Regions from separate parts of the Homo sapiens genome. Here region 1 is linked to region 2. Evidence: chromatin loops called from intact Hi-C (ENCODE). Cell type or tissue: endothelial cell of umbilical vein. All regions are shown on one strand. Each heading gives the region's core, and the rest is flanking DNA. Links, peaks and the distances in the headings are about the cores only.

Evidence for each region. A loop is a pair of places that touch in the nucleus more often than their neighbours do. Peaks named below come from ENCODE experiments on the same cell type or tissue, not always from the same donor. Only the 100,000 strongest peaks of a DNase experiment are listed, where the experiment ranks them.
Region 1: it touches region 2 in a loop (7-fold over the local background); 23 of 110 quality-filtered maps call a loop at or near these places.

The regions. Positions count from the first base shown.
Region 1 is chr7:22,497,221-22,502,600 of GRCh38, forward strand. It overlaps STEAP1B (STEAP family member 1B), which reads right to left and starts at 2,968. Exons shown (of 5, transcript NM_001382447.1): 1 at 2,894-2,968. In endothelial cell of umbilical vein, for the core only: CTCF peaks have their summits at 3,047 (motif pointing left), 3,272 and 4,330 (motif pointing left); DNase peaks (open chromatin) are centred at 3,011 and 4,301; H3K4me3 peaks cover 644 bases; H3K27ac peaks cover 3,080 bases.
Region 2 is chr7:22,101,776-22,107,155 of GRCh38, forward strand. No RefSeq gene overlaps it. Among named protein-coding and RNA genes, the nearest start is that of CDCA7L, 160 kb to the left of the region's middle. RefSeq lists an enhancer at 130-274, a cis regulatory region at 202 and a silencer at 1,921-2,010. In endothelial cell of umbilical vein, for the core only: a CTCF peak has its summit at 2,109 (motif pointing right); a DNase peak (open chromatin) is centred at 2,076; H3K27me3 peaks cover 273 bases.

The DNA.
Region 1 (5,380 bases), core at 285-5,284, 400 kb after region 2:
ATATGGAAGTGGAAGAGAGAGATGAGATGTCTTTAACATTTTGTTAAGATAGCACAGTATAAGCCTGCCATGCTTTTTTCTCCATGCTCTAAGAAGGAAGATGTTTTCATTAGAAAAGAAGAAAGCCAACATGGAAGCAGAACAAGAGCAGAGAAAGACACAGAAGAGTCCTGGTGGCATATTTCAGTATTTAGAGTCCCTGAAACTAGATCCTGAATTTTTCAGTTAGACAGTCAACACATTCCCTTTTTTTTTGGTTTAAGTTAGTGTGATTTGGGTGTTCACCACTGGCATGTAAAAGAATTCTGAGTAAAGCATATGCCAATCATCAAGTATTTATGAACCCAACTCTGTGACCAACATTAAAGAGGAAAAATAGAAATGACACTCATGCCTGCTCTGGAGGAAATGACACTCTATCTCCTTAACAGCATTATTCCAAGTCATTTGGTGACTTAACCAACTGTATTAGGCTGTTCTCGCACTGCTATAAAGAAATACCTGAGACTGGGTAATTATTATAAAGAAAGGAGATTTAATTGGCTCATGGTTCCATAGGCTGTAAAGGAAGCATGGCAACATCTGCTTCTGGGGAGGCCTCAGAGGGCTTATAGTCATGGTGGAAGGTGAAGTGGGAGCAGGCGTCTTACATTATTGCAGTGGTCCCCAACCTTTTTGGCACCAGGGACTGGTTTCGTGGAAGACAATTTTTCCAAGTAGGGGAAGGGGGATAGGGTTTTGAGGTGAAACTGTTCCACCTCAGATCATCAGGCAATAGTTAGATTCTCATAAGGAGCACACAACCTAGGTCCCTTGCATGTGCAGTTTGCAATAGGGTTCATGTACTTAGGAGAATCTAATGCCACCGTTCATCTGACAGGAGGTGGAGCTCAGGCAGTAATGCTCGCTGGCCTGCCACTCCCCTCCTGCTGTGCAGCCCAGTTCCTAACAGGACACTGACTGATACCAGTCTGCGGCCAGGGGGTTGGGGACCCCTGCACTAACGTGACAACAGCACCAAGGGGGGATGGTGTTAAACCATGAGAAACTGCTCCCATGGTCCGATCACCTCCCACCAGACCCCAGCTCCCGCACTGGGGGTTACATTTCAACATGAGATCTGAGGGGGAGACACAGCTCCAAACCATATCACCAACTTAATAGTTTGTGGGGTGGGGGAGGGAGGTGCTAGGAATGGAAGTGTCACCTACTATAATCAAATGTAAGAAATAATCCACTATGTTTAGAAGATCTTTTAACTTTGAGAGGTGCAGGATGGTAAGGATGCTAACAAATCCACCCACATTTATTCAGTATGAATTCAGTAACTATATTGTGAACAACAATGTAAGGCAGGAGGAATGCAAAGTTAAATGAGATAAAGCCTCTGCTCTGAAAAACCTTGAGGTCTAGGAGAGAAGGCAGGCATTTCAACTGCATGGTAGAGCGATGTATCCTAGAAGAGGATAAAGTTTTATAGGCAGATGGTGGCATGGGAAGGGAAGTAGAGGAAAAGGCTCAGCGCTGTCTTCTAGACCCAGTCCTGGGGTAGCTAGCAGGTTGGCAGTGTTTGCTGACTGATTGCCACTACAAAGAGTCTGGGTGGAAAACCAGAGTGGCCCTGGAGAGTTACCCAGCCATTTGTCTGCATGGTAAGGAGACCACACTCAAGAGCGAAGCCAAGGAAAAGCCCATGACAGTGAGGAAGCTTGTTGACTGTGTGGCCCACACTCAACTCTATGCCCATAAGCCAGGAAAATAAACTATGAGTCAAATAAATTTGTTGGTTTTCATCAGACATTAACCAAAATGTAATTTAAGTTCTACAGTAAAATCTTTTCATAAAAAGAAAAATAACAGAAAACAACCTAGTGTTAAAATGTTAGGAACCCCAGAATTCGACCCAAAGTTCTCTTTCACCCGCTTTTAAAAAAGTGGAGCACATTTCTAATGCGACTGCTGTTTTGCTGTACCAAGATGGCTGCCCTGGTGTTCCTAAATGTTGGCACAGCCCAACTGACTCATGTTTATGTCCCGCAGTTGAGAATATGAAGAAACCCAATGCCTGGAATACATTGTGGGTTGCACTGCATTTCCAACCTTTTATACTTTCAAGTGCACACTTGTTTTACATTTAACTAAGTGAAGTCGAGTTTTTTGGGTTTTTTTTTCACTGTGCTGTTTTTCTTTTTAAGCATTGCTTTCCCTCTGTGCTTAACATTCATGTTAAATGAATAACCTTTTATTACACGTCAGGATGTGGAGGGAAATGTATTTTACAAAAGTAACAAAGTAAGAAATTTGGAAGTGTACAAAAAATTTATGTCTACAAACTCCTTCCAGTGGATTTGACCAGAATTACATATTTAAAGCCTTGATTGACTATTTTGGAGGGAACCTGAACCCCACCCAGATCCTGAAAGAGTAGGGCCAGTGTTCTAAGGACTGAAAATGAAAACCTCTGTTACCAGGAAACCCGAAGACGAGAAGTAGCACGATTTTAAGTACTGTGCACCAGTCATTCGTCAATGCACAGCAAACTCTGGCGACTTTGCCACGTTAAAAAACTTGCCATCAAAATCCAACCTGAGCACAAACTTAATAATCTACCACAACCTTAAGCCCCTAGCGAAAAGGCTTCCTCTGAGTCCCTGGCTCCCCCCAGCCCCCGGCCCGGCCACAACCCAGCTGGGCTGGAAGACAGGGCGCCCCAGAGCCGCGCATAAGCGAAGAATTGAGCACCGCTCGCCCAGGAGGGCCGCCGTCCAGGTCACGAGAAGGCTTGCGACCCGCTACACCCCTCCCAAGACTGGGAGCGGGCGCCCAGCCTTGCAGGGACACGCAGGCGGACTCGAGGAGCAAACGGCCAGTGAGAACGATTCAAGGGACTCACCCACTCCTCGCCGTAGCTTGACCGTGAGTCTCAGCTGCCGCTGCTGCCGGGAGGTGCCGGCCCCACGCGGCGCCTGAGCCTCCAGAGCGCGAAGCCTCCAAGCCTGCTGCAGGCCCCGCCTCCTTGTCAGTTGCGCGTCCAGCGCCACCTGCTGGCGCCCCGCGTCCGCAGGGTTCGGGAACGTCCTTGGAGGCTAAGACTCCCCAAGTCGCACTCCGGCCTCTCCCAGTTTCCTCTCAAATGCCGTCTGCCCTGCCCTTGAGGTCCGTTTCGCGCCCTCCAACCCCTCGCCTTTTGTTTAATCTCCACTAAGGAACGTTTGTGCATTTCTCTAGAGCAGTGGTTCTCAGACTTCAGCGTGTATAAGATTACCCGGGGGCATATTAAAACACCGATTGTTGGGCTGTCCACCCACAGTTTCCGGTTCAGTATGTCTGGGATGAGGTCTGAGATTCTCATTTCTAACAAGTTCCCATGAGATATGGAAGCATTCCCAGATCACACTTTGAGATAGACCGTTTAGAGCTTACAAACCCTCCCACACGTTAGCTTATTTATTTTTATTTTATTTTATTTTTTTTTGAGACGGAGTCTCAGTCTGTTGCCCAGGCTGGAGTGCGGTGGCGCGATCTTGGCTAACTGCAACCTCCGGCCCCGGGTTCAAGCGATTCTCCTGCCTCAGCCTCCCGAGTAGCTGGGATTACAGGCGCCTGCCACTGTGCCCGGCTAATTTTTGTATTTTTAGTAGAGACGGGGGTTTCACCATCTTGGCCAGGCTGGTCCTGAACTCCTGACCTCGTGATCCACCCGCCTCGGCCTCCCAAAGTGCTGAGATTACAGGCGTGAGCCACCGCGCCCAGCCACCTTATTTAAAACCTAACAGCCGGTCCTGAAGTGGCTGTGATTGACAGTTTGAGGAATCCGAAGCTGAATTTCTGAGAGTGACTTGCTCCCTGAATTGTTCAAATTGTGTACCTTTAATCGCACAAACCCTGCTCCCCAGCCGAAAAAAAAAACCCTTAAACCCCATGTTTACTCCGTCCCTCCCTTCCTTGCCTCAGCTTTTAAGTGCAGCTTCCCATATCCTAGCTCAATGAAGTATTCCAAACCTAAAGTAAAGTTAACTGTTAATATTCCAAGGTTTTAGAAAAAGACAACTTGAGCAGGGGATTTACTTCTCTCCGTTGGAACCAGCCTCGAGATAGGGTCTGAGACATGAATTGCAAAATTCTGGGGATTTGGTATACAACATTCTCAGGACTAAGCTGAGTAGAAAACACAAAGGAAAATAAACGCGCAACCACATTTTCCATGATTGTTTTTTATTCACAGCTAGGGCACCGAAGACTGTTCATGTTTTAATATAAGCATTTTCTGTAGTCACTGACTTTCCATGGATTAGTTTAAAGCCCTTTGAAGATTAAATTACCGTGGACTGACACCTTGTGGTGGAAATAGAATCTTACACCTGTTGTTTCTAGTGAAACTAGAAAATAATTTTAAAGTTTTAGAAAAGAAATCTGTGTAATCTTTGTATGTGTAGCACAGACTACAAAGAATTAAGACTATTTAACCAAGCATTGTTGAGTTTTAAAAGTGATCATGGGTCTTAAATGGTCAGACAAAACGATATGCTTTTATTGTTTAACATTTGGTAGAACAAAGGTCATTCTCTTTTTCACAATATATTTTCCATATGAAAAGGGCAAAGAGTTATTATTGTGTTAACATAATAATATATATTGATATGAATATGGCTATATAGCAAGCTGCACTTAAAACTGCTTTTCCTTTTCTAATTAAAACATTTAAAATCAAACCCCAAATATTTTTGTTTTATAATTAGACTTTGGCAATTTTATTTCTGCACTTCTTATAAAAGTTTTTTTTGCCCAATATTTTAGTGTGGAGAATAAATAGAGTATGTTCCAAAGTGAAATGATTAAAAGTGTGAGATTTATCAATTAGTTTGTAGATATTATAAAAGCAACACAATATTCGATTAAGAAAAACATGTTACTAAAAAGCTTTTATTGAGTCGCCAGCAGTTAGTATCACAGATGAACTAGCTGCAGTTTTTGCATACAAATAACCTGTAATTTGAGGTATGAGATAAAGAAAAAAAATTTTTGTGGGGGGGGCGGGTAATACAATGCCAGAGCATCTCAGAATGCTGAGTCAGCCTCTTTAGCACATACTTTTAAAAACAAGTGTGGCTTGTGGAAAGCCACATTATGCTATTGCAAATGTTGAAAGGCAAGTTGCTAGTTTTGCTGTGACTCTAAACAACTAGAGGATTTAAAATGGGAGTTTGCCCACGAGTTACAAATAAATTTAGATCTTTCAGAATATTCTGTAATAAACTTAAACTATAGTGAGAGCGCATATTAACATAATGGACCTCAGTGTCATTTGAGGTCAAATACTAAACTGGTGACTTCATAATAACATGCTGTGGAGAAAATATAATTTAGAATCCATGAGTAT
Region 2 (5,380 bases), core at 178-5,177:
TCCCACCTCTAACTTGGGGCTAAGGATGAAGCTCTGGAGCTTTGCCTCTCAGTGCCAATTTGGACCCTGCGTCTACCAGTCCTTGACATGTTTGGGTTTTTCCCTGCCCCCAGTGCATGTTTACCTGAGTAAATGGAGCAAATCTCTTTGAGGAAGGCTGTGGAATTGTTGTCACGTGCGCTTGACTTGTTGTCACAGGGTCTTCATCCTGGAAACTCGACCTCTCTGTCAGTTGGTGGGATCTGACTTTGAAAACTTGTTCGGGTCTAGCAACTGGGTAAAGGATGAGGACCTTTTCACTGGGATGACTGCCCTTAACCATCTTCGATTTTGTTTGATTGTACATGTTGGTCAGTACCTTTGATAGCTGTCCATTCATTCTGTCCCTAGGGTTACTGTGTCCTGTCACCTGTCTCCATTAATGTTCAGACTCTGCTGTCACTGTATTAGTAACCACCTAGCTTTTGTGATGACTGACCACAACCACCTTCTCCATTGTTTGGGGCACCTGTTGGCCTCACTGCTGTCTGTGAATTCAGTTCTGTGATGTTCTATTTTATCATCATCCCTTGGCTATGGAGGACGGTCCCAACACCAGTGCATTCTTCATCACTTTGCTGAAAGGTGTGTTCTTCAGGTCCTCCGCCAGAGCAGTCTTCCGGGGGGTTTTCTGGGCTAATAGTGGACCCACTGCAGCATGCACACGGTGATGCTTCTACATGCCAAGGAGCACCAAAGATTGCCAGCAAACCACCACAAATCTCAGTTCATTTTCCAGGGCTGCTGTCACAAACTACCACAAACTAGGTGGCTCAAACTACAGAAATGTATCATCTCACAACTCTGGAGGCTAAAAGTGTGAGATGAAGGTGTCAGAGGCCTGGCTCCTTCTGAGAGCTCTGAGTGAAGGGTTTGTTCTGGGCCACTCTCCTTGGCCTGTGGATGGTGGTCTTCTCCCTGCGTCTTCACAGCATCATCCCTCTATGCATCTATCTTCAAATTTTCCCTTCTTTTTTTTTTTTAGACGGAGTCTCGCTCCGTCGCCCAGACTGGAGTGCAGTGGCGCAATCTCAGCTTACTTCAAGCTCCACCTCCCGGGTTCATGCCGTTCTCCTACCTCAGCCTCCTGAGTAGCTGGGATTACAGGCGCCCGCCACCACGCCTGGGTAATTTTTTGTATTTTTAGTAGAGACGGGGTTTCACCATGTTAGCCAGGATGGTCTCGATCTCCTGACCTCGTGATCTGCCTGCGTCGGCCTCCCAAAGTGCTGGGATTACAGGTGTGAGCCACTGTGCCTGGCCAAATTTTCCCTTCTTAAAAGAACACCGGTCATATTGGATTAGGAACCCTACTCAGCTCCAGAACGACCTCACCTTTACTTCACTAATTACATCTGCAAAGGCCTTGTTTCCAAATAAGATCACTTTCTGAGGTGCTGCGGGTTAGGACCTCAACATATGGATTTTGGAGGACACAATTCATACATAACAATATGTATGGTAGCAACGATTATTAAACACCTTTTATAAATTCATGACTTCAAAGGAAGAGCTCCTGAATCCCGGTTTTGGGACGCAGGGAACATTACCCCAGTGGTAGTGGCCCATGTACCCCCACATTCTGTACTACGGGACACACGGGCAAGCCTCCAGCTTCTTGGAGGATGGACCCACGTGGGTGACATCTGCAGGTATAGAATGAAGTACAGGCAAGAGGAGAGCAGGAAATGATTAATGAATATTCATAAACTGTGATTTTTTTTTGGATTTTAAAAAGATGCTTTCTTAAACTTGTCTTCTTTTTATATTCTCTTCGATATGTTGCCTCAAGCACAAAAATGAGGAAAATTACTGCACTAACAATCTGATGAAAAAGTTGGACTGTTGGCTTTCCTCAGCTGATTTGTGGTCACTACTGGGCTCTCGTTGTCTTCTTGAAGTCTCACTTTAGCTCCTGCCAATCAGACAGCCTCAAAGCCCAGTGTCGGGCAGTTTGGATCTGAGTCAAGCAGTAATCAGAGCGGTTAGGCTTAGTCAGTATTCTCTGAATGAAAATTTTGCCGATGAACCTTTTTCTGCAGAGCGGAAGTGGCTGGGCACCCTTGCGAGATGAGAACCACCAGATGGCGCTGAATCCTCAATAAGAAAAGAGCCTGGTGTGTCTTTCAGGCCCTGAAGGCATGATAATCTTGGGGACCCACAAAAGTGTTTTCATTTACTTTAAAATCAGAAGAAAAAAAGTGAATATAATACTCTTGGATTATATTCACTTTTTTACTAATGCAATCATTAAATATACTTTCTTTCTTTTTTTTTTTTTTTTGAGACGGAGTCTCGCTCTGTTGCCCACGCTGGAGTGCAGTGGCACGACCTTGGCTCACTGCAAGCTCCGCCTCCCGGGTTCACGCCATTCTCCTGCCTCAGCCTCCCGAGTAGCTGGGACTACAGGCGCCCGCCACCATGCCCGGCTAATTTTTTGTGTTTTTAGTAGAGACGGGGTTTCACTATGTTAGCCAGGATGGTCTCGATCTCCTGACCTTGTGATCCGCCCGCCTCGGCTTCCCAAAGTGCTGGGATTACAGGCGTGAGCCACTGCGCCTGGCCCTACTTTCATACATATACTTTTAAAAAGTGTGTGTGTGTGTATAGAGGCAGGGGCTCAGGGAGCCAAAGTACGCAGGAGTCATAATGGGGACCCGGCCTGGTTGTTTTTCTGTATCATACGTGGGATGTGGATCAAAAGTGTCAGTGAATTTCATGTCAGGTCCAGGCGTGTCTCTCTTTGTGGACGTCTTTCAATTGTATGCATTCATGTATTTGTTTAACTCAATAGGTCCCTTCTCAGTCACATGTTCTTTTTTTGTTTGTTTTTGTTTTTGTTTTTTGAGACCAGGTCTCTCTCTGTTGCCCAGGCTGGAGTGAGGTGTGATCTCGGCTCACTTCAACCTCTGCCTCCCAGGCTCAGAGGATCCTCTCACCCCAGCCTCCCAAGTAGCTGGGACTACAGGTATGAGCCACCAAACCCAGCTTAAATATATATATATATATATATTTTTTTTTTTTGTAGAGAAGTGGTTTGCCATGTTGCCCAGGCTGGTCTCCAACTCCTGAGCTCAAGCGATCCACCCATCTTGGTCTCCCAGAGTGCTGGGATTACAGGCGTGAGCCACTGCACCCAGCCCCACATGTCCTTTTGATTCTACTTCCTAAATGTCTCTCCAGTCTGTCACCTTCTCTGTAAATCCACTGTGGTCACCTTCATTCAGGCCACTGGTACGTTTCTCCTGGACTTTTACAATAGCTTCCCGTTGGGCGTTTTGTTTCCAGCCTTGTCTTCTACATATATATCCAAGGCAATCTTCTAAAAATCAAATCTGCTCATGTCAGTTTTTTGCTTTAAAACTCTCTGTGACTCTTTGCTGCCTAAAGTGGCTGTTTCTGAGGTAGGGTGTGTGTCCTCGAGGAAGCAGGTAAGGTAATTCATGGGAGCGTAGAAGAAAAACAGAACCCTTGTTTGTATTTACCTTTAATTTGATCCTTTAAACACTTGTATTTTTTGTATGCTTTATTTATTTACACAATACATGTACATTATTCATAAATATAACATGTATTATATTGGGAAAGGTATGGGTACCTTTCTTTTTTTCTTCACCAAAAGGATGCATCATCAAAAGTGTTTGGAGACCTTAAGAATGATGTCCAAATTCATTAGAATCACAATAGGCCTCTCTGATATGAATCAGATTTACCTTCGAGATCTTACCTGCTTAGTTCTAGCCGCACAGGACATCCCAGCTGTAAGCTCTTAAGCTTTCATGCATTTATGAACATTCCATACACAGAATGCACCTCCCCAATCATCATTCCTCACCTAATCAACTCCAACTCCTCCTTCACCATCCAGCTCCCTGGGATGCTCTCAGAGTTCCTCTCTCCTGTGTGCTGCCTTAGCTGCCTTAGCGTAGGTTGGTGCAAAAGTCATTGCGGTTTTAGACCGTGAATTTTAAATCATTAGAACTAGACTCAAACACATCTTCATTAATCAAAACAGGAACCATTGCAATCAACACATTTTTGCCAATGATTAATAAGTTTGTTTATTCCTGCAGTGTAAAAATCCATGCTTCGGGATTCGACGAACTCTTGGAATGCATTTTCTGCATCCTGCTTGTTGGGGAAGCATTTTCCCTGCAAAAAGTTATCGAGATGCTTGAAGAAGTGGTAGTCAGTTGGCGAGAAGTCCGGTGAATGTGGCAGATGAGGCAAAACTTTGTAGCCCAATTTGTTCAACTTTTGAAACTTTGGTTGTGCATTGTCATGAAGAAGAATTGGGCCCTTTCTGTTGACGAATGCCGGCTGCAGGCATTGCAGTTTTCGGTGCATCTCATCAGTTTGCTGAGCATACTTTTCAGATATAATGGTTCCGCTGGGATTCAGAAAGCTGCAGTGGATCAGACCGGCCGTAGACCACCAAACAGTGACCAGGACCTTTTTTGGTGCAGGTTTGGCTTTGGAAGTGCTTCAAAGCTTCTTGTGGGTCCAGTCACTGAGCTGGTCATCACCAATTGTTGTATAAAAGCCACTTTTTGTCGCATGTGGCAATCCAATTGAGAAATGGTTTGCCGTTGCGTTGAATAAGAGAAGACACTTCAAAATGATGATTTTCTTGATTTTCGATCAGCTCATGAGGCACCCACTTATCGGGCTTTGTCACCTTTCCAATATGCCTCAAATGCTGATGTTGAGTTCTTCAGCAACTTCTTGTGTGGTTGTAAGAGGATCAGCTTCAATGATTGCTCTTAGTTTGTCATTGTCAACTTCCAATGGCCCACCACTACGCTCCTTGTCTCCTTGAACTGCCACTGCACTGTACATTCGTTAGCAGTTCCTGGGCCAAATGCATTGTCGATGTTACGAGTTGTCTCTGCTATTTTACGACCCATTTTGAACTCGAATAAGAAAATCACTTGAATTTGCTTTATGTCTAACATCATTTCTATAGTTTAAATACACATAAAATAAACAGCAAGTGATAAGTCATTAGCAAACATAAAGCGAGAAATGTCCATTAAAATGATGTATAACATAACCACATTTATTTAAGAATGTATTCCAGTATTATACAGCAAATTCCAACAATTCAAAAACTGCAATTATTTTGCACTCACCTATTTGTTTCATTTTATTTTTCTTTTACCATGTGAGGAGCACGTTTTTGTGTGACTACATTTATAGAGCAGCTATTAGATGCAGGGCACAGTGTGAGTCCATTTCTATATGTCATTTCAATTCATCTGTCCTCTAAGTGACCAACTCATCTTGATATGCCTGGGATTTTCTGGGTTTTAGCACTGGAAGTTCTGTGTCCCAGGATGCC